2 separate regions of the Homo sapiens genome follow, and region 2 is linked to region 1. A link is a loop called in an ENCODE intact Hi-C map of the cell type or tissue named here. Cell type or tissue: IMR-90. All regions are shown on one strand. Links, peaks and the distances in the headings refer to the core of each region. The heading gives the core; the rest is flanking DNA. Region 1 overlaps LOC105372581 (a long non-coding RNA gene). Region 2 overlaps LOC101926889 (a long non-coding RNA gene).

The links. A loop is a pair of places that touch in the nucleus more often than their neighbours do. Peaks named below come from ENCODE experiments on the same cell type or tissue, not always from the same donor. Only the 100,000 strongest peaks of a DNase experiment are listed, where the experiment ranks them.
Region 2: it touches region 1 in a loop (6-fold over the local background); 9 of 110 quality-filtered maps call a loop at or near these places.

Annotation. Positions count from the first base shown.
Region 1 is chr20:25,394,443-25,404,450 of GRCh38, reverse strand. It overlaps LOC105372581 (a long non-coding RNA gene), which reads left to right. Exons shown (of 3, transcript XR_937403.3): 2 at 1,614-1,771; 3 at 9,728-9,801. Among named protein-coding and RNA genes, the nearest start is that of GINS1, 8.2 kb to the left of the region's middle. RefSeq lists a silencer at 6,331-6,531. In IMR-90, for the core only: a CTCF peak has its summit at 5,136 (motif pointing right); a DNase peak (open chromatin) is centred at 5,160.
Region 2 is chr20:25,173,702-25,185,228 of GRCh38, reverse strand. LOC101926889 (a long non-coding RNA gene) reads left to right here. Exons shown (of 6, transcript NR_109994.1): 6 at 1-557. Among named protein-coding and RNA genes, the nearest start is that of ENTPD6, 16 kb to the left of the region's middle. RefSeq lists an enhancer at 10,962-11,256. In IMR-90, for the core only: a CTCF peak has its summit at 5,873; a DNase peak (open chromatin) is centred at 6,168; H3K27me3 peaks cover 779 bases.

The sequences.
Region 1 (10,008 bases), core at 173-8,172:
AAAGCGTGCCTGAGGCAGTGCAGTTACAGGTTACAGGTTGGTTTTATGTATTTTAGGGAGACAGGAATTATAGGTAAAATCATAAATCAACACATGGAAGGTGTACTTTTGTTCAGCCTAAAAAGGTGGGATATCTTGAAGCAGGGAGCTTACAGATTTTCTGATTAGCAATTGGTTGAGTCAAGTTTTGTCTAAAGACTGTCAATAGAAGGAAATTATTGAGTTAAGGGGGAGGTTGTGGAGACCAAGTTTCTTGTTATGTGGATGAAGCCTCATAGGCAGCAGCCTTCTGAAAGAATTGATGGTAAATGTCTCTTTTTGGATCTTAAAAGGTGTGTTAAACTCTTGTTTAACCTCTCCTAGATTCAGGAAAGACCTGGCTGCATTAACGGAGATTCTTAACAGATGCAAATTCCCCACACAAAAGATGGCTTTCCAGGGCCATTTCAAAATATTTCAAAGAAATATATTTTGGGGTAAAACATCTTGATTTCCTTCAGAGTCTGCTATCTGTCATGTGATGCTACATCAGTCAGGTTGGAGTTTGGACCTTATTGCCACAAAGAGTGTGTTTGTGAGTCTTAGGATCTTTATTTTAATGTTAATGCTGGCCAGTTGCACCTATACTCCAAAAGGGAGGGGGTACAACAAGGTGCATCCCATCTTGCTTCTTGTCATAGCCGATAATTCCATTTTTGTTTTTTTTCAGGTTTCCCTGGGGTCCCCTTGGCCCAGAAGGGGTCCATCCAGTCAGCAGGGGATGGAGGGTTTGGGATTTTATTTTTGGTTTACACTAGTATTAGCCTGGCATTGACCTAGATACTGAAAATAAAGCAGTAAACAAAGTCCTTTCTACAGAGTCTACATTCCAGTGTGGGAAAACGCAATACACAGATACACTGATAAGAAATATATTGGTGAAAAAGCACTAAGAATAACCCAAAGAAGATGAATAGAGTGAAGGTGAAAGAGTCAGGGTTTTGAGTTCAAGTGTTCAGAGAAGGCACAGACCTGAACAGGGAGAAAATAACCCAAGTGGTTATGGGCCTTAGGGAAGGCAGGAAATTCCAGGCAGAGGAATCAAGCTGCAAAGGCCCCAGGAAGGTCGGCTGAGGATGAGCAAAGAGGCAGTGATGCTGGAGCAGGTTGATGATAGGAGAGGCCAGCAGTCAGGTCAGATGTTGGGAGCTGAAAAGGCCAAAGGGATTGTGACCAACTCAGCATTCCACTGGAGGCTATATTATCAAACAGCAAACTGTTTATCAAGAATGCAGGATGTGAGCAAACTCACACTGTGCCTGCCACCAAAAGGTTGGCTGAGGGCCGCGCTCCCTGGTGCCGGGCTCCTTGAAGTTATCTACGGAGAAATCTAGTGCCTATTGTTCAAAGGATGCAGTCTCGCAAGCCTGCTGTGAACCAAACAGCTGACTGACAATTACCCGACAATCACCCCCCCCATTTATCACTATCTGTTTTGCCTAATAAATATGGAGGGCTGTGTAAAGCTCAGGGCCCTTGTCCACTAGAGGCAAGGTGCCCCTTGACCCCTTCTTTCAAATATACTCTTTTGTCTCTTGTCTTTTATTCTCACATTCACCGCCCCCTTTGTTCAGTCCCCCTAGGTTCATGCAGGTTACAGGTGGCACCCCCGATCAGCGACAGAATCAGGTACTCTACAAAGTGGCGCCCAAACAGGGACTTCAAGGACATGAAGAAGAAGGTCTGCTGGAGCAGAGGAACTGAAATTGACAAGGTGAACGGGGATCCCAGGGTGAGTCTGCCGGTAGCGGATATAAGGTTAGTGCCCTAAAGAGGTACTGGGAGCAGTGCTTTAAAGAAGTACTGGGAATGGGAAGTTTTCTGAATTCAGGGTAACAAGGGGCAGAATTTGTCTATTAAAGAAAAACATTATGTGCAGTTGCTTAAAGTTCGGTTGAGACAGTCTGGAGCTCAGGTTAATTCGCAGGCACTAACTAACCTCCTGCAGAAGCCACAAAAGGTATTACACATAACCCATGGTTTCTACAGGTAGGCACTCTTTTTTTTTTTTTTTTTTTTTGAGACAGAATCTTGCTTTGTTGCCAGGCTGGAGTGCAGTGGCGTGATCTCGGCTCACTGCAATCTCTGCTGCCTGGGTTCAAGTGATTCCACTGCCTCGGCCTCCCAGTAGCTGGGACTACAGGCGTGCACCACCACACCTGGCTAATTTTTTGTATTTTAGTAGAGATGGGGTTTCACCATGTTGGCCAGGATGGTCTCGATCTCCTGACCTCATGATCTGCCTGCCTCGGCCTCCCAAAGTGCTGGGATTACAGGCATGAGCCACCGCGCCCAGCCACCAGGCAGGCACTCTTGATGTGGAAAATTGGGCTAAAGCAGGAGAAGGATTAAAACAGACTCATCAAAAAGGTCCTAAAGTTGATTCTTCTGTTTTTTCCACTTGGAGTTTAATTCGTACTGTACTTCTGCCATTATCTCCTTATTATTCTGTGGGGGAGCAGGCTGAATCTAAAAATCTGAAAGAATCTGTTGTCCCACCCACAGCGCCAATTGAAAATAAAAAACGGAGGAGGATAAAAATTGGCCTATACTGCCTCCTCCAGTTGCAGAAACATCTGTACTGCCTCCTTCAGTAGCAGAAATAGAGACCCCAATACAAAGATTTTTACACTCTGCTGCCATAGCTGGAGAGCCCTTAGAACCCTGTGCTTTTCCTATTTTTGTAAGGTCTGATCCAAATAATCCACAGCAGGTTATTCATGAACACACTCCACTAGAGTTTAAGTTGTTAAAGGAATTAAAAGCAAGTGTGGTAAATGATGGCATACAGAGCCCATTTACCTTAGGATTGCTAGAATCCGTGTTTGGTGCTATGAGTCTTTTACCCTTTGATGTAAAACACTTGGTGCGAGCTTGCTTGTCCACTAGCACATATCTGACATGGAATTTAAATTAGCAAGAAATGTGTGCAGACCAGGCTAGACAGAATCATGTTGCTGGACATGGAGACATTACAGAGGATATGCTATTAAGTAATGGCCCTTATTCAGACCTGGAACATCAAATGGCACTCCCAGACGCTGCTTATCAGCAGTGAACACAGGCCGCTAAAGGTGCCTGGGCCACAATTCCTGAAGACGGAGTCCCAGTACAATCCTTTTTACATATCATGCAAGGGTTGCAAGAGCCCTATGAACATTTTCTTTTTTCTTTTTTTCTTTTTCTTTTTTTTTTTTTTGAGACAGAGTCTTGCTCTGTTGCCCAGGCTGGAGTGCAGTGGCGCAATCTCGGCTCACTGCAAGCTCCACCTCCCGGGTTCACGCCATTCTCCTGCCTCAGCCTCCGGAGTAGCTGGGACTACAGGCACCCACCACCACAATTGGCTAATTTTTTGTATTTTTAGTAGAGATGGAGTTTCACCGTGTTAGCCAGGATGGTCTCGATCTCCTGACCTCGTGATCTGACCGTCTCGGCCTCCCAAAGTGCTGGGATTACAGGCGTGAGCCACTGCACCTGGCCACCCTATGCACATTTTCTTGCAAGACTGCGAGAAGCAGTGAAGCGCCAAATTCCTCATACCGCAGCTGCAGAAATGCTAATCTTAACTCTAGCTTTTGAGAACGCAAACACGGATTATAAACATGCACTGGCACCGGTGAGGTGTACAAAAAACTTGGGAAATTTTCTCAGAGCTTGTCAGGACGTGGGAACTGAGCTTCATCACTCTGAAATGTTAGCGCAAGCAATGGCTAATTTAGCAGTTGACAAATCTAAAAGGAGCCAAGGGTCAAACCCTAAAATGGGAAAATGTTATGATTGTGGAAAAACTGGACATTTTAAAAAGGAATGCCGCCAGATCTCAGGACAGAAAGGACCTTACAATACAGTGCCCCACCGAGCGGAAAAAACGCCAGGACTTTGTCCTTGCTGTAACAAAGGAAATCACTGGGCTAATCAGTGTCGCTCAAAATTTCATCAGAATGGGACCCCCATGCCAGGAAACGAGACGGGGCCTGGACCCGGGCCCCACAAACAATGAGGGCATTCCCAGCCCAGACTTCAACCCCGTTTCAGGGATGAGTTCCCAGAGGCACTTGATTCCCTCACCCCAGGAACACCACAAAGTGCAGGATTAGATCTACCCGCCAGAGAAAGAATCACGTTAGTAGGGGGAGACAGACCTATCAAAGTTCCCACTGGTATTTGGGGACCTTTACCAACAGGATACATGGGACTAATTTTAGGCAAAAGCCATCTTAACTTGCAAGGCATCACTGTAGTCCCAGGAGGGATTGACTCTGATTATGAAGGAGAAATTCAAGTAGTTTTAATGTCACAAGATCTTTGGGTTTTTGAACCGGGAGAATATATTGCTAATTATTGCTTATTCCCTGCAAATTACACCCTTCTCCACGAAAGGAGAAACAAGGAAATAAAGGGTTTGGGAGCACAACTACATGGGAAATCTATGTATCCCAACCCATAGCCTCTAACAGACCTGCTTGTGTAGTACAAATTAAAGGAAAAAAATTTTATGGGCTTATGGATACAGGAGCTGATGTATCACTAATCTCTAAAGACAACTGGCCCCCATCCTGGCCCTTGCAATTAACTTCTATGTCCCTAGTGGGAGTAGGCACAGCTCAAAGTGTTCAACAGAGCCCTGAGATTTTGTCTTGTCTTGGTCCAGATGGACAGTCATGTACTTTTCAGCCTTATGTTGCAAATATAGCTATCAATTTATGGGGTCAAGACTTACTTACAGCATGGGATATGAGACTTACAAATGAAAACTTCGATAACCCAGGATTTAAAATGTTGAAGAACACGGGATATCAGAGGGGAAAAGGTTTAGGAAAATTTCAAGGAAATCCTAACCCGATATCAGTAACTGGAAAAACAGAAAAGGGCTAGGACATCAGGATTTCTGATGGGGGTCATTGATATTTCTCCTCCACCCACTACCTTACCATTAGAATGGCTCAGTGACAAACCCATATGGGTAGATCAATGGTCCCTATCTCAGGAGAAGCTGACACAACTTCAGCAGCTAGTGAAAGAACAATGGGATGCCGGACTCAGAGAGGAGTCAGCCCCTGGAATTCTCCAGTGTTTGTTATTACAAAAAAGTCCAGAAGATGGCGACTGCTACATGATTTAAGAGCTATTAATGCACATATAAAACTGATGGGTGCCTTACAAAAAGGTTTACCATCTCCAGTGGCTATTCCAAGAGACAGGCCTCTTGCAGCAATAGATCTTAAGGATTGTTTCTTTACTATGCCCTTACACGGCAAGGACGAGCCTCGGTTTACCTTCTCTGTGCCTTCTATTAATCAAAGAGAATCTGTTTCTCATTATCAATGGAGAGTTTTACCCCAAGGCATGCTTAACAGTCCTATGCTATGTCAGCCTTTCGTAGGGCAGGCATTAGAGCCTCGGAATACGTTTCCTACTGCTTACATCATTCATTTTATGGATGATATTCTTTTGGCTGCTCCTACAGATCAAATCCTACAACAGTTATTCAGAGAAACAAAGAAGGCTTTGACTAAATGGAGTCTCCAAATAGCTCCAGAAATGGTACAAACAACTTCCCCATTCCAATACTTAGGAACTATTGTTAGAGAGAAGTTTACGGCCTCAGGAAGTAGTTCTCCATAAAGACAGGTTACAAACTTTAAAGGATGTTCAGCAATTATTAGGAGATATTAATTGGCTATGGCCAATGTTAGGTATTGTTACCTATCAACTTACACATCTTTACCAAACCCTGCAAGGAGATTCTTCTTTAAATTCCCTGCAGCAATTAACTAAAGAGGCAGAAGCTGAATTATGGCTTGTAGAGCAAAGGTTACAGCAGAGACATGCCTCAAGGCTACAGCTGCAAAAACCCTTGCTTTTGTTTATTCTTCCTACCCCCCCACTCTCCAACAGGACTTTTGGGACAGTTCATAGACAAGTCTGTAACAATAGAATGGCTCTTTTTACCTAATCAAACAGTCAAAACCTTGCAAGTTTATTTTTCTTTAATTACACAAATTGTGACTATGGGCAGGCATAGGTCAAAAATGCTTATGGGATATGACCCCGACAAAATTATTGTTCCTTTAGACTCCCAGCAACAAGCCAAAGCTTGGGAAATGTTGACTGCCTGGCAAACTGCTTTTGCAGACTTCGTGGGTGCTATAGATAACCACTACCTCTCAGACAAAATTTTACAGTTTTATAAAATCCATTCTTTCATTCTTCCTGTGATTACTCATCACAAGCCTATTCTAGGTGGACAGACTTATTTTAGTGATGGCTCTTCCAAAGGTTGTGCTGCTATCTATGGACCAAAACATACTCAAACAATAATGACCTCTGGGGTTTCAGCTCAACACTCAGAGCTAATTGCAGTCATTCAGGTTTTACAGCTCACAGCTCAGATCCCATCAACATTGTCTGTGATTCAGCTTATGTTGTAAATGTAGCCAGTTGCATAGGAACTGCTACAATTAAAAGTACACTAGACCCAGAACTGCTTCGCTTCTCTTCCCTTCCCTTCCCTTCCTTTCCCCTCCCCCCTCCCCCTTTCCCTCTCCCTTCCCCTCCCCCTTCCCCCTTCCCCTTTCCCTTCCCTTTTCACTTTTTTTTTCTTTCATTTTTGAGACAGAATCTCGCTCTGTTGCCCAGGCTGGAGTGCAGTGGCATGATCTTGGCTCACTGCAACCTCCGCCTTCTGGGTTCAAGCAATTCTCCTGCCTCAGCCTCCACCACCACGCCTGGCTAATTTTTTTGTATTTTTAGTAGAGACGGGTTTCACCATATTGGCCAGGCTGGTCTCCAACTCCTGACCTTGTGATCCTCCCACCTCGACCTCCCAAAATGCTGGGATTAGAGGCGTGAACCACCACGCCCAGCCGGCTTAATTTATTTGTAAGACTTCAACAAGCTATTCGCTCTCCTGAAGCTCTTTTTCATATTTCTCATATTCACTTTCACACACAACTTCCTGGGCCACTATCTCTAGGTAATGAGAAAGCAGACAAGCTGATTGGTTCTGTGTTTCAGCAAGCTCAAGTGTCTCACATGCTTCTGCACCAAAATACTGCCGCCCTTACTCGCATGTTACCTTTATCTCGCAGCCAAACTAGGGCTATAATACAAGCCCGTCCTACTTGCCAGCATGTCCCTAGAGCCACACCTGTAGAAGGCTGTAACCCACGAGGTTTGGCTCCAAATGATATTTCGCCAATGGATATTACACACATAGCAACCTTTGGTAAGCTTAGCTATGTTCATGTAACTATAGACACTTATTCTCATATGCTGCATGCTACATGCCAAACATGTGAGACAGCTGGTCATGTACAGTGACATTGTCATCATTTGCTCACATGGGGATACCTAAGCTATTAAAAACTGACAATGAACCCACTTATACTAGTCATGCTTTTCAAAATTTCTTATAGCTTTGGGCTATAATCCATAAAACGGGAATTCCTTATAATCCTAGAGGACAAGGCATTGTAGAGCGGGCACATCGAACATTACAATGCATGTTGAAAATACAAAAAGGGGGTATAGGAGGCCAACTACCACCTCAATCAAAACTACATTTAGCCTTATTTAAATTTTTTGACTCCTGGTACGGATGGTAAGACTCCAGCAGAAAGACATTGGCAAGTGTTAGAGGAAAAGAGGAAAGTTTATCTGAAAGTGTTATGGAAACCCCTGGAAGAAGGAAAATGGAAAGGTCCGGTGGATTTACTGACATGGAGAAGAGGGTATACTTGTGTTTTTACAGGAGATGGACAAACTGTGTGGGTGTCCTCAAGGTGCACGCGACCATGGAATAGGAGACTGGAGGAACCCAGGGTGGCCAACCATGGGCCCGGCCCCTCCGATACGAGCCATGAGCCAGCTGAGCCTGACTCCAAAGATGGAGAGAAGGCCAAGCAGAGTGATGATGACATCAATCCCCACAACCTGGGGAGAACTCAAGAAAACCACGTGGGAAGCTGAGAAACTACTGGAGCATCAGTGACAGGCAAAAACCCCTGATTCCATGTTCTTGGCCATGTTAGCCATAGTGTCCCATGTGGTATGTTTTCGCTGTGCAGAGGCAAAAACATTGGGCATACGTTCTCAATCTCCCAGCAGTACGACCTATACTTTGGAGCGACACTCCTCCTGAGATTTATCATGATCAGGGAGAGTAGGCTCCAGGACCCCTAACTCCCCCTGACATAGAACAGTTAGACTCTCAGAATAATGTCATTAATTATACTGCTCCACTGGAAGGACTTCCTTTGTGAATCAACACAAAGATGTCGCTCAGCCATAGCTGTCTTACAATTCAAGCTCAAACATGGTTGAATCATTATGGAAAAATTATGTACTTATTAAGTCTTGGTTCTATTAACCAACCTTTCCCGGCCCAATCGCCCTAATTGTGCTGATTATATGGAATGGATTCCATTCAGTAGTTCCTACCCCCCTCCGTGGACCCAGTGTCTTGGTCCACTGGCTAGAAAACAATCTATGTTAACTGGAGACATTGTGGATTGGGAACCTAAAGGTCAATTAGATCGAAAAGATGAAAATCAGAAATCATGGCACAAACTTCATTGGCATTGGTGGCAAGCTTTTAATGCTTCTTCTTTATACAGTACTGGGATCCAATCCCAGTCTGCCACCCAGATTGCTTGGCATGGAGCAGGCTTTAGCCCACCTCTTCCTCAGTGGCATTATCTAGGGAGGAAAGGACCAATTCAAGAGACTATATGGAAGGCAGCACTCCCATGTATGAATGGCAACATCTGGACTGGAATACTATCCAATAATAGCAATAGTAAGCAACACAATCTTAATGTTGCATTTGTAAAGAATATCACCACTCAATTTACAGTTTTTGTTTTTAATTCTTATGTCTTTTTGGCAGCTAAGAAGAACCAGCTCCAGGTAAACAATACCCAATTGACCTGTAAATCTTGCCAGTTTTATCACTGCATTAATCACAGCACATTGCAAACACATAGTATTTCTACCTTGATGATTCTGGGTCACATCCCTGGGCTATGGATTCCTGTTAATCTGTCTGAACCTTGGGCTGCCATGCCTGCTTTGCATTTTGTGAAACTTCTTCTAACTCAGCTTACGCATCGTGTCTGTAGAGACTTAGGCATAATTTTTGCTATTGTTTCCTTAGTCACACTAATAACTTCTGTTGTGATGTCCTCTGTAGCTTTGCATAATTCTATTCAAACAGCTCAGTACCTGGAGAACTGGACGCGCACAGCTGACCAACCGTGGCTACTTCAGAATAAAATTAACACTGAGTTACAAACTGAAGTGGCAATGTTAAAATCCACGGTCCTTTGGTTAGGAGAAAAAGTACAGAGCTTGCAGTTGCAGCATCAGTTGCATTGTCATTTTAACCACACTCATATTTGTGTAAACAACTAAGAATATAACCAAAGTGACTATCCATGGGACCTTGTGAAAGCCCATTTACAGGGAGCGTTCACATCCAACATCACCTTTGATATTGGTGAATTACAAAACAAAATTCTTGTTTTAAATAAGCAAACTCAAAAATTTCAACCTGCTTTAGAAGACTGGACCAAATTCCAGCAACGCCTGGCAAGCCTCAACCCTTGGACCTATCTAAAGCACCACATTAACAATTTATATGTAGTTCTTGGAATAATGTTGTTTTGTCTCTGTCTTCTGCTCATAGTCTGTAAAATCGGACGGACTGCCAATCAGAGAATGAGAGATGCCCAGCCTGGCCTTACATTCTTTCAATTAATACATAAACACAAAGGGAGAGATGTTGGGAGCCAAAAAGGCCAAAGGGATCATGATCAACTCAGCATTCCACTGGAGGCTATATGATCAAATAGCAAACTGTTTATCACTATCACGAATGCAGGATGTGAGCAAACTCACACTGCGCCTGCCACCAAAAGGTTGGCTGAGGGCCTCACTCCCTGGCACGGGGCTCCTTGAAGTTATCTA
Region 2 (11,527 bases), core at 1,956-9,955, 220 kb after region 1:
CAAAGGGAAGCCCATCAGATTAACAGGAGATCTCTCAGCAGAAACTCTACAAGCCAGAAGAGAGTGGGGGCCGATATTTAACATTCTTAAAGAAAAGAATTTTCAACCCAGAATCACATATCCAGCCAAACTAAGTTTCATAAGTGAAGGAGAAATAAAATCCTTTACAGACAAGCAAATGCTGAGAGATTTTGTCACCACCAGGCCTACCTTACAAGAGCTCCTGAAAGAAGCACTAAACATGGAAAGGAACAACCAGTACCAGCCACTGCAAAATCATGCCAAATTGTAAAGACCATCGATGCTAGGAAGAAACTATATCAACTAACGGGCAAAATAACCAGTTAACATCATAATGACAGGATCAAATTCACATATAATAATATTAACCTTAAAAGTAAATGGGCTAAATGCGCGAATTAAAAGACACAGACTGGCAAATTGGATAAAGAGTCAAGACCCATTAGTGTGCTGTATTCAGGAGACCCATCTCATGTGCAGAGACACACATAGGCTCAAAATAAAGGGATGGAGGGAGATCTACCAAGCAAATTGAAAGCAAAAAAAAAAAGCAGGGGTTGTAATCCTAGTCTCTGATGAAACAGACTTTAAACCAACAAAAGATCAAAAGAGACAAGGAAGGCCATTACGTAATGGTAAAGAGATCAATGCAACAAGAAGAGCTAACTATCCTAAATATATATGCAACAATACAGGAGCACCCAGATTCATACAGCAAGTCCTTAGAGACCTACAAAGAGACTTGGACTCCCACACAATAATAATGGGAGACTTTAACACCCACTGTCAATATTAGACAGATTAACAAGACAGAAGGTTAACAAGGATATCCAGGACTTGAACTCAGCTCTGCACCAAGCAGACCTAATAGACATCTACAGAACTCTCCACCCCAAATCAACAGAATATACATTCTTCTCAACACCACATAGCACTTATTCCAAAATTGACCACACAGTTGGAAGTAAAGCACTCCTCAGCAAATGTAAAAGAAAAGAAATCAGAACAAACTGTCTATCAGACCACAGTGCAATCAAATTAGAACTCAGGATTAAGAAACTTACTCAAAACCGCACAACTACATGGAAACTGAACAACCTGCTCCTGAGTGACTACTGGGTAAATAAAGAAATGAAGGCAGAAATAAAGATGTTCTTTGAAACCAATGAGAACAAAGACACAACATACCAGAATCTCCAGGACACATTTAAAGCAATGTGTAGAGGGAAATTTATAGCACTAAATGCCCACAAGAGAAAGCAGGAAAGAACTAAAATCAACACCTTAACATCACAATTAAAAGAACTAGAGAAGCAAGAGCAAACAAATTCAAAAGCTAGCAGAAAGCAAGAAATAACTAAGATCAGAGCAGAACTGAAGGAGATAGAGACACAAAAAACCCTTCAAAAAATCAATGAATCCAGGAGCGGGTTTTTTGAAAAGATCAACAAAACTGATAGATCACTAGCAAGATTAACAAAGAAGAAAAGAGAGAAGAATCAAATAGACGCAATAAAAAGTGATAAAGGGGATATTACTACTGATCCCACAGAAATACAAACTATCATCAGAGAATACTATAAACACCTCTATGCAAATAAACTAGAAAATCTAGAAGAAATGGATAAATTCCTGGATACATACACCATCCCAAGACTAAACCAGGAAGAAGTTGAATCTCTGAGTAGACCAATAACAGGCTGTGAAATTGAGGCACTAATTAATAGCCTACCAACCAAAAAAAGTCCAGGAACAGATGGATTCAAGGCTGAATTCTAACAGAGGGACAAAGAGGAGCTGCTACCCTTCCTTTTGAAACTATTCCAATCAATAGAAAAAGAGGGAATCCTCCGTAACTCATTTTATGAGGCCAGCATCATCCTGATACCAAAGCCTGGCAGAGACACAACAAAAAACAGAGAATTTTAGACCAATATCCCTGATGAATGTAGATGTGAAAATCATCAATAAAATACTGGCAAACCAAATCCAGCAGCACATCAAAAAGCTTATCCTCCATGATAAAGTCAGCTTCATACCTGGAATGCAAGGCTGGTTCAACATATGCAAATCAATAAACATAATCCATCACATAAATAGAACCAATGACAAAAACCACGTGATTATCTCAATAGGTGCAGAAAAGGCCTTCAACAAAATTCAACAGTGCTTCATGCCAAAAACTCTCAGTAAACTAGGTATTGATGGAGCGTATCTCAAAATAATAAGAGCTATTTTTGACAAACCCACAGCCAATATCATACTGAGTGGGCAAAAACTGGAAGCATTCCCTTTGAAAACTGGCACAAGACAGGGATGCCCTCTCTCACCACTCCTATTCAACATAGTGTTGGAAGTTCTGGCCAGGGCAATCAGGCAAGAGAAAGAAATAAAGGGTATTCAGTGAGGAAAAGAGGAAGTCAAATTGTCCCTGTTTGCAGATGACATGATGGTATATTTAGAAAACCCCATTGTCTCAGCCCAAAATCTCCTTAAGCTCATAAGCAACTTCAGCAAAGTCTCAGGATACAAAATCAATGTGCAAAAATCACAAGCATTCCTATACACCAATAAACAGACAAACAGAGAGCCAAATCATGAGTGAAGTCCCATTGACAGTTACTACAAAGAGAATAAAAAACCTAGGAATCCAACTTATAAGGGATATGAAGGACCTCTTCAAGGAGAACTACAAACCACTGCTCAAAGAAATAAAAGAGGACAAATGGAAGAACTTTCCATGCTCATGGATAGAAATAATCAATATAATGAAAATGGCTATACTGCCCAAGGTAATTTATAGATTCAATGCCATCCCCATCAAGCTACCAATGACTTTCTTCACAGAATTGGAAAAAACTAAAGTTCATATGGAACCAAAAAAGAGCCTGCATAGCCAAGAGAATACTAAGCAAAAAGAACAAAGCTGGAGGCATCACACTACCTGACTTCAAACTATACTACAGGGCTACAGTAACCAAAACAGCATGGTACTGGTACCAAAACAGAGATATAGATCAATGGAACAGAACAGAGGCCTCAGAAATAACACCACACATCTACAGCCATATGATCTTTGACAAACCTGACAAAAACAAGAAATGGGGAAAAGATTCTCTATTTAATAAATGGTGCTGGGAAAACTGGCTAGCCATATGTAGAAAGCTGAAACTGGGTCCCTTCCTTACACCTTATACAAAAAATTAATTCAAGATGGATTAAAGACTTAAATGTTAGACCTAAAACCATAAAAACCCTAGAAGAAAACCTAGGCAATACCATTCAGGACATAGGCATGGGCAAGGACTTCATGACTAAAACACCAAAAGCAATGACAACAAAAGCCAAAATTGACAAATGGGATCTAATTAAACTAAAGAGCTTCTGCACAGCAAAAGAAACTATTATCAGAGTGAACAGGCAACCTACAAAATGGGAGAAAATTTTTGTAATCTACCCATCTGACATATGGCTAATATCCAGAATCTACAAATAACTTAAACAAATTTACAAGAATAAAAACAAACTTATCAAAAAGTGGGCAAAGGATATGAACAGACACTTCTCAAAAGAAGACATTTATGCAACCAACAGACACATGAAAAAATGCTCATCATCACTGGTCATCAGAGAAATGCAAATCAAAACCACAATGAGATAACATCTCACACCTGTTAGAATGGCGATCATTAAAAAGTCAGGAAACAACAGATGCTGGAGAGGATGTGGAGAACTAGGAACACTTACACTGTTGGTAGGAGTGTAAGCTAGTTCAACCATTGTGGAAGACAGTGTGGCAATTCCTCAAGGATCTAGAACTAGAAATACCATTTGACTCAGCGATCCCATTACTGGGTATATACCCAAAGGATTATAAATCATGCTACTATAAAGACACATGCACACTTATGTTTATTGAGGCACTATTCACAATAGCAAAGACTTGGATCTAACCCAAATGTCCATCAATGATAGACTGGATTAAGAAAATGTGGCACATGTACACCATGGAATACTACGCAGCCATAAAAAATGATGAGTTCATGTCCTTTGCAGGCACATGGATGAAGCTGGAAACCATCATTCTGAGCAAACTATTGCAAGCACAGAAAACCAAACACCGCATGTTCTCACTCATAGGTGGGAAGTGAACAATGAGAACACTTGGATACAGGGTGGGGAACATCACACACTGGGACCTGTTGTGGGGAAGGGGGCAGGGAGAGGGATAGCATTAGGAGAAATACCTAATATAAATGACAAGTTAATGGGTGCAGCAAACCAACATGACACATGTATACCTATGTAACAAACCTGCACGTTGTGCACATGTACCCTAGAACTTAACGTATTAAAAAAACTTGCTATATCATAGTTTTATGTATTTTTGAGGTACATGTGATATTTTGATACATATGTACAATGTGTAATGATCAGATCAGGGTAACTAGGATATACATCACCTCAAACATTTAAGGACAGTTTTTGAAGAGAGAGTATGTCACAGTACGAGTTAGGAAGCACCTGTGCCATGGTCGTGTCCCCTTTCTCATAAGTAATTATTCACAGCTTCTTTCCTTCTATTCTGTTTACTCTAGTAACTGGGGTACTTCTTAGTGTGAGTACAAAGGGAGGTGGAGGTCAGGACCAACATGTACATACAGGTATGTCCTCAGTGTCTGCGTCTCAGGTAGCACTTTTCCAAAATGACATTCAAATAATTGTGAGGTTAAAATTCTATAATTTTTTTTTTGTTTCTTGGATTTTAAATCCTACATTTGGCCTACTATGAAGTTCATGACCATAAATGGAACTTGTATGTCCTAGAGATTAGCAAGTTAGTGGTTTCTTTAAGTCAAAAAAATAACCAGTATTTTTTTAGATTGCTAATAAACTTTAAAAAAAGATTAAAAAAGAAACATTTTTAAATTTTTGAATTAATTTCTAAATTTACCTTTTAATCAGTGAATTCTCACTTGATTGAGCTGTGGGCCAGGGAGTGTCATCTCTGATATCCACTCTGTGGAGGTTGTTGACATGAGCTTTGTATCCCTCTTTGTAACTTTTTGCAAGTTTTCCATGGTACTGGAGAAGAATGTGTGTGCTGCACCTGCTGGGTGAATAAAATGTCCCTTATATGCTGCTTGTGAAGTGTCATATTAATTAGGATAAGGCTGAAGTGCCCAAATAAAGAGGCCCAATGCAGGTCTGAAGCCCATGCATGCGATTGCTCCCCACGGCACTGACTCACGGCAGCAGGGCTGGGTGGGTGCCGCTCCACGTGGCCGGCCAGCCTAAGACCCAGGCCGTGGGCTCGGCCACCTTCACCATGCGGTGTCCCGGGCAGTCCTCTGAGCATCTCTGCTCCAGGAGGGTGGGAGCGTGTCTTCCTCACTGTTTTTCCTCCAAACAGTGCCCCCCTCACAGGAAGCATTCAGTAAGTATTTGTTAAGAACACTAATCAATGAATGAAGAAAAGATGGCCCCTTAGTCATCATAGCGTCAACATTTAATAAATGTTTTTTTAAGTTAAAAATTTTTTTCAATTAGCAGGACATTGTATGCCTCAAAATTTAAAAGATACAAAATAACGTCATCACCATCGTCATCACCATGATTTTGGTAGATTTCTCAGCCTGCCAGTTCCCTTTCCTGGAGGCATCTGCTGTTAACAGCTTATTTGTGTTCTCCAGATATACTTCATAAATGCACAAGCATACGTGCATATGTGCAGACTGGTTTCCAAAATGTTTTCCTATCACAATAAAATGTTTCAACTTCAACCTTGTTTATACAATTTCTGAATCCACGTGGAGAATGTATTTGGTGTCATTTGTTGAGAGGACATTAGGCGGCAGTATAGTATCACAAGGAGGAGGCTGGGGCTGTCTACACATTTTTTTTTTGGCCTGGCACCATGGCTCACGCCTGTAATCCCAGAAGTTTGGGAGGTCAAGGAGGAGGTTCACATGAGCCTAGGATTTCAAGACCGGCTGGGCAACATAGCAAGACCTCTAGCTACTGGAGAGGCTGAGGCTGGAGAAGCTGCAATGAGCTGTGATTGCACCACTGCACTCCAAAGGAAGAGAGAGGTGTTGTGTGGCTATTACATATCTTGCCATATATTTCCAAGTTTTTCTATTACAAATGATGACTCAATGCCTTGAGTCATAAGTCATAATGCTTTGAGCCTGAGGCAGGAGGGTGCTGGAGTGTTTATACACTGGGTCCTGTCAGTTATTGTTGAGTGCTATTCCCTCTGCATATCTGACCTGCTGCACACTCAAGTTCTTGAAAGAGCCTTCGGGCCCAGAGATGAGATACAGGCAGTTGGAGCTGACTGGAGTTGGTGCTGGAAAGCTAGGGTCTGAGGGCCACTGGGGGAGGGTCACTGACACCCTAACTCATGGAATCTTAGAGTTTTGGAGCAGAAAGGGAGCTCAGAGCATACTAGTCTACTCCCTCCCTTCTCTCATGGAGCTGGGATGTGTTTCCCTGAGCACTGCATTCCCATCGTGAAGAGGAGGCTCAGACAGGAAAACATTTTGCAGCTCGCATTTTCCTCACAAGTTCTGTCAAAAGTGAGAGACTGTGCCTTGACATAGTGCATTTTTAAGGTAAGTTTGGAAGCCTCTCACTTATGAATTAAATACAGAAAAGTCATTATTATATATATATATATTTTTTTTTTTTCTTTTTTCTTTTTTTTTCTTTTCCCTCAGAGATCGGGTCTTGCTCTGTTGCCCAGGTTGGAGTGTAATGGTGCCATCATGGCTGAATGCCTTGAACATATCTTGTCTTCTCACCTTTTCAGGCAAGCCCACACTCATCTCAAAGAAAATGCATTGAAGGTCACGTTAAACAGGGTCTTTCTGCTCTTACTACTTCTCCGTGTCATTTGTCTTTTTTCCACACACATTCCTTTTCCTCCTCTGCATTCCTGCGGTTGTTCTCATTTCACCAGTTGGCACAGAGCACCCCATCCTGTCCTTATCTGTGGGGAGCCCTCCAGCCACTCCTGCTGGAATGGGCACATTCTACAAAGGCCTGGGTCTGGGCCTCAGGTCCCTTTGCTTCCCTGTGCTTGGCACAGTGACTGGCAAATCCAGATCTCATTCAGTGTTGGATAAACAAACTTGCCTGCCAATATTTTAGACCTCCTAGGTGTTACAAATATGCAATGGCCCCAGGAATCAAGCATCTGTCTGCTGAGCAGTTAAGCAACAAGACTATCTATAATCATAGACTGTGTGGGGCAGACAGCAATTGCTCCAGAGTTTAATAACTACAGTTATTAACTGGGCCTGGCCCTCTCCCTCTGGAGAGTCCGTCTTCTTCCTAGGCTCCTACACTCCCCTACACAGCCACAGTCCCCTCATCAAAACCAGAAATTTAGCACTGACACAACACAGCCATCCAATCGATGCATCCAAAGTTTCACTGACTGTACCAGTCCTGTCTTTCAGAGCAAAAACAAAACAGAACCAAAAATTTCTTTCCTTTTCCCCCATCCTTTCTGCCCCAGGACTGCCTTCTGGATCCCACGCTGCATTTAGTTGTCTACAACGTGGAAGAGTTCCTCGGGTTTTCTGTATATGTCACGGCCTTGCCATTTTTGAAGAGTACGAGCCAGTTACTTTGTAGAATTCCTCTCAGTTTGAGTCTGTTTGATGTTTATTCATGATTAAATTCAGATTATACATTTTCGGTGGTAATGCCACAGAAGTAATGCATCTTGTCAGGAGGCCTGTGATGTCAATATGTCTCCTTGTTGGTGATGTTAACTTTGATCACTTAGTTAAGACAGTGTCTGCCAGGTTTCTTGACTTTGGTAACTGCACTATTTAAATCAATTCCTGAGATAATTATTATTATCTTCATTTTACAGATGAGAAGACTGAGGCACAAAAGACTTGCCAGGGCTGGACACGGTGTCTCATGCCTGTAATTCCAGCACTTTGGGAGGCCGAGGCAAGCAGATCGCCTGAGCTCAGGAGTTTGATACTAGTCTGGACAACACGGTGAAACCCTTTCTCTACCAAAAATATAAAAAATTAGCTAGGTGTGGTGGTGCTACGTGGGAGGCTGAGGTCCCTGCTACTTGGGAGGCTGAGGTGGGAGGATTGCTTAAGCCTTGGAAGTCGAGGCTGCAGTGAGCCGAGATCGCACAACTATACTTTAGCCTGGGTGACAAAGTGAGACCGTCTCAAAAAAAAAAAAAAAAAAAAAAAAAGACTTGCTGAAAGTCATACTCACAAGCCAGGATCCTAACCCAGTGGGCCTGGTTCCAGGCAAGTACTCCTAGTGACCGCATAGGAGGGAGAGTGCTGTGGCTGGGCCTGGAGGAGGTTGGCTTTGAAAGAGGGTTAACAGTGGGTAGGCAGAAATGTCAATGCGGAGCTGCTAAGCCTGGAGTTCCTCTGTCATGTCTGCTTGGGCATGGTGTACCCTGGACCCTGGCATTCCCACAGGGGTGACTTCTGCTGAGGATGGGTGTGAGATGTGGCTGGTGCTGACCTGGGCCTGGCCCTCTCCCTCTGGAGAGCCAGGGCTGGGTTGGCTTGAGGTTACTACAGCTCCGAGGTCCCATTTTGTGTCAAAGTTCCTTGTAACTTTTGAAAGGTCATGATGTGCCCCCAATTTTGAGCTTTGCCACACCTTAGATCATGAACAAAAAGGGATGATCTGTATTTCGGAATGTCATGTAATAAGAGCTGACCCTTGAGCCTCCGACTGGAGTCCCCTGCTCTTCCTGCACTGCTGACCCCACAGTTTGCCCAGACAGGGGCTGCCCTTGGCTGTGCCCTCCTCTTCCTGGCTTCACACAACTCTGCTCCTGCTTTCTGCTCAGTCACATTTCCTCTGCTTCACATAAACACTTCTGGATTCACACTGCCTTGGTTTGGATGTGGAGCCTGAGGCAGGAGGGAGCTGGGGTATTTATACACGGGGTCCTGTCAGTCATTGTTGAGTGTGAATCCCTCTGCATGTCTGACCTGCTGCATTTGCAGGTTCTGGCACAGAGATGAGATGCTGGTGGTTGGAGCTGATTGAAGTTGGTGCTGGAAAACTAGGGTCCGAAGGCCGTAGGGCAAAGAGTCACTGACATCCTAGCTCATGGAATCTTAAAGTTTTGGAGCAGAAAGGGAGCTCAGAGCTATTCTATCCTACTCCCTCCCTTCTCCCATCGGCCAGGATGTGCTTTGCTGAGCACTGCATTCCCATCATGAAGAGGAGGCTCAGACAGGAGAACATCCCGCAGCCCCCATTTTCCCTCCAAATCTGTCAAGAGGGAGAGACCCTGACATAAGTGCATTTTATTAGGTAAGTTTGGAAGCCTCTTGTTTATGAATTAAATGCAGAAAAGTTATTATTATAATTGATAGATCTTTTTGTTTGTTTGTTTTGTTTGTTTTGAGATAGGGTTTTCTCTGTCACCCAGGCTGGAGTATAGTGGTGGAATCACAGCTCACTGCAACCTTGAACTCCTGGGCTCAAGGAATCCTCTCACCTCAGCCTCCCAAGTATTAATAGATAGGACCACAGGCACATGCCACTATGCCTGGCTAATTTTTTTCATTTTTTGTAGATAGGGGTCTTGCTATGTTGCCCAGGCTGCTCTTGAACTCCTGGACTCAAGCAATCCTCCTGCCTCAGTCTCCCAAAGTGATTATAGGTGTGAGCTGCCATGCCCGGCCAATATATCTTAACTATTTACTCATACTCCATTATGACCCCAAATAATATGTTTTAAAAAATACTTCAAATTCAGGAAGAAGGTGACTCTCCTCATATGTAATAAATATCAGCATGTACACACACACACACACACACACACACTAACATGTGAATAACACGGCTCTTTCAGTAGGATATGTACTTAAATGTGCTCTGCTTCATGTTCTACCACTGTGCTTTAGCAGCTCTTTGATGGTGAGATGAAGCTCAATTTCTCTGAGCTTTACTTTTATCATGTGCAAAATGGGGATTAAAAACAATATCTACCCCATGAGTAGCAAAGAGTAAACAGTGAATGCTAGATGGTAGTTTAGGAGAAGGAAGTAGGCTTGTTGTACTAGTCAGCCATTGCCAAAACAGTGCTATACCAGCCCCAACTCATTGCCCCCTGGAGGTGCACTTCTGGAATGGTGGCATGAAGGGCTCTGTAGACCCTCTCCCAAGCAAAACAACCATCATTGGTGAAAATTATTGAAAAGAAACAGCCACATAAAATCTCTGGAAATTCTCCTAAGGGCATACTGCAAATGGAAAAGCATTTATTCAAGACTATTACTAAATATTGGTAAGAATGGTGGGGTATGTGGCACTGATCCATGATCTCCTTCCTTTCCCTCCTTGAAGTTTGACTCCAGGTGGATGTGGTCAACGAGATGGACTCCCTCCCTACCTGAGCTCCTGACTTTGGGCTATGGATTCACCATAGTAGATGGCATCTCACATCTCTCCCCAGCTCCATGTTGCAGAAGCTCTATTACAGACAAGTGTGGCCAAGAGATCCATGGCTCTTTTCCTACACATATGAGCACCACTGGAGTGCAGTGGATTAAACCTGACAGGGCCCATCTGGGGGCAAGTTTGAGCCTTGCCAGTTTGATATTGGGTGCTAAGTGGAGTGGCAAATCTGGTGTACTTTGTGCTATAAATTTGTCTTTCTGTATTGTCCTGTCATAAAGAGGAGTAACTTAGGATTGAACACAGGCTTAGGACCCCATAAGACTGCTGTACAAGCCAGCCCAGCAAACTGGTCAGTTACAAACCTTGATGCAGGTCTCTGAAAAAAAAAATACTGGATGAAGTTTCCCTCTCATCTTGTTTCATGTCCTTGGGAGCTTGACCTTGTAACCACGTGGCAGTATTTTCTCTTGCTCTCCACCATCCAGAGAACAGGAATTTTGGAATTCATGTCATAGTTGGCTCTAAAAATTATCCTAAGCAGTTAAAAGTCATTGCAAGCTCAAAACTGGCTACTCTAGGCCCCTTCTGGGAATAGCAGTGGAAACTGCCCAATGCTGAATCTTTGTGGCTAAGGCTTTGTGTGTTTCCAATGGCAGCCTGGGTTCAGGGTTCAATTCCTGGCTTAGGGAATGAGTCACTCCTTGTTTGATATCTACATGACCTTTACCATTTGTTGATTCTCCTCCCCTCCATGAACCATCTTGAATTTTCCTTTCTCTGAGCACCTGGGAGGTTATGTTTGGTAAAGTTCAAAAGCCAGAAATACTGGTGATTTGGCATGACTAATGTTGGGTAATAAGAGGTTTAAAAGGATTTCTAAAGAGAGCACTGTGGTTAAAAGTCAGCTTAATTAAAACCACATATTAAAGCTCTAACAGCCTGGAACTCCTTGAGAAAAATAGGAGGTGCCACAGACCCTGTTTTGGGAAAAACCTCTGTTTTCCTCATGAAACCCCAGGAACTGAAAGTGGATAGATCTCTCTCAAAATCTAAAGCTCTGTTCTGTTTTGCATTGTGTTAGCCAACATTT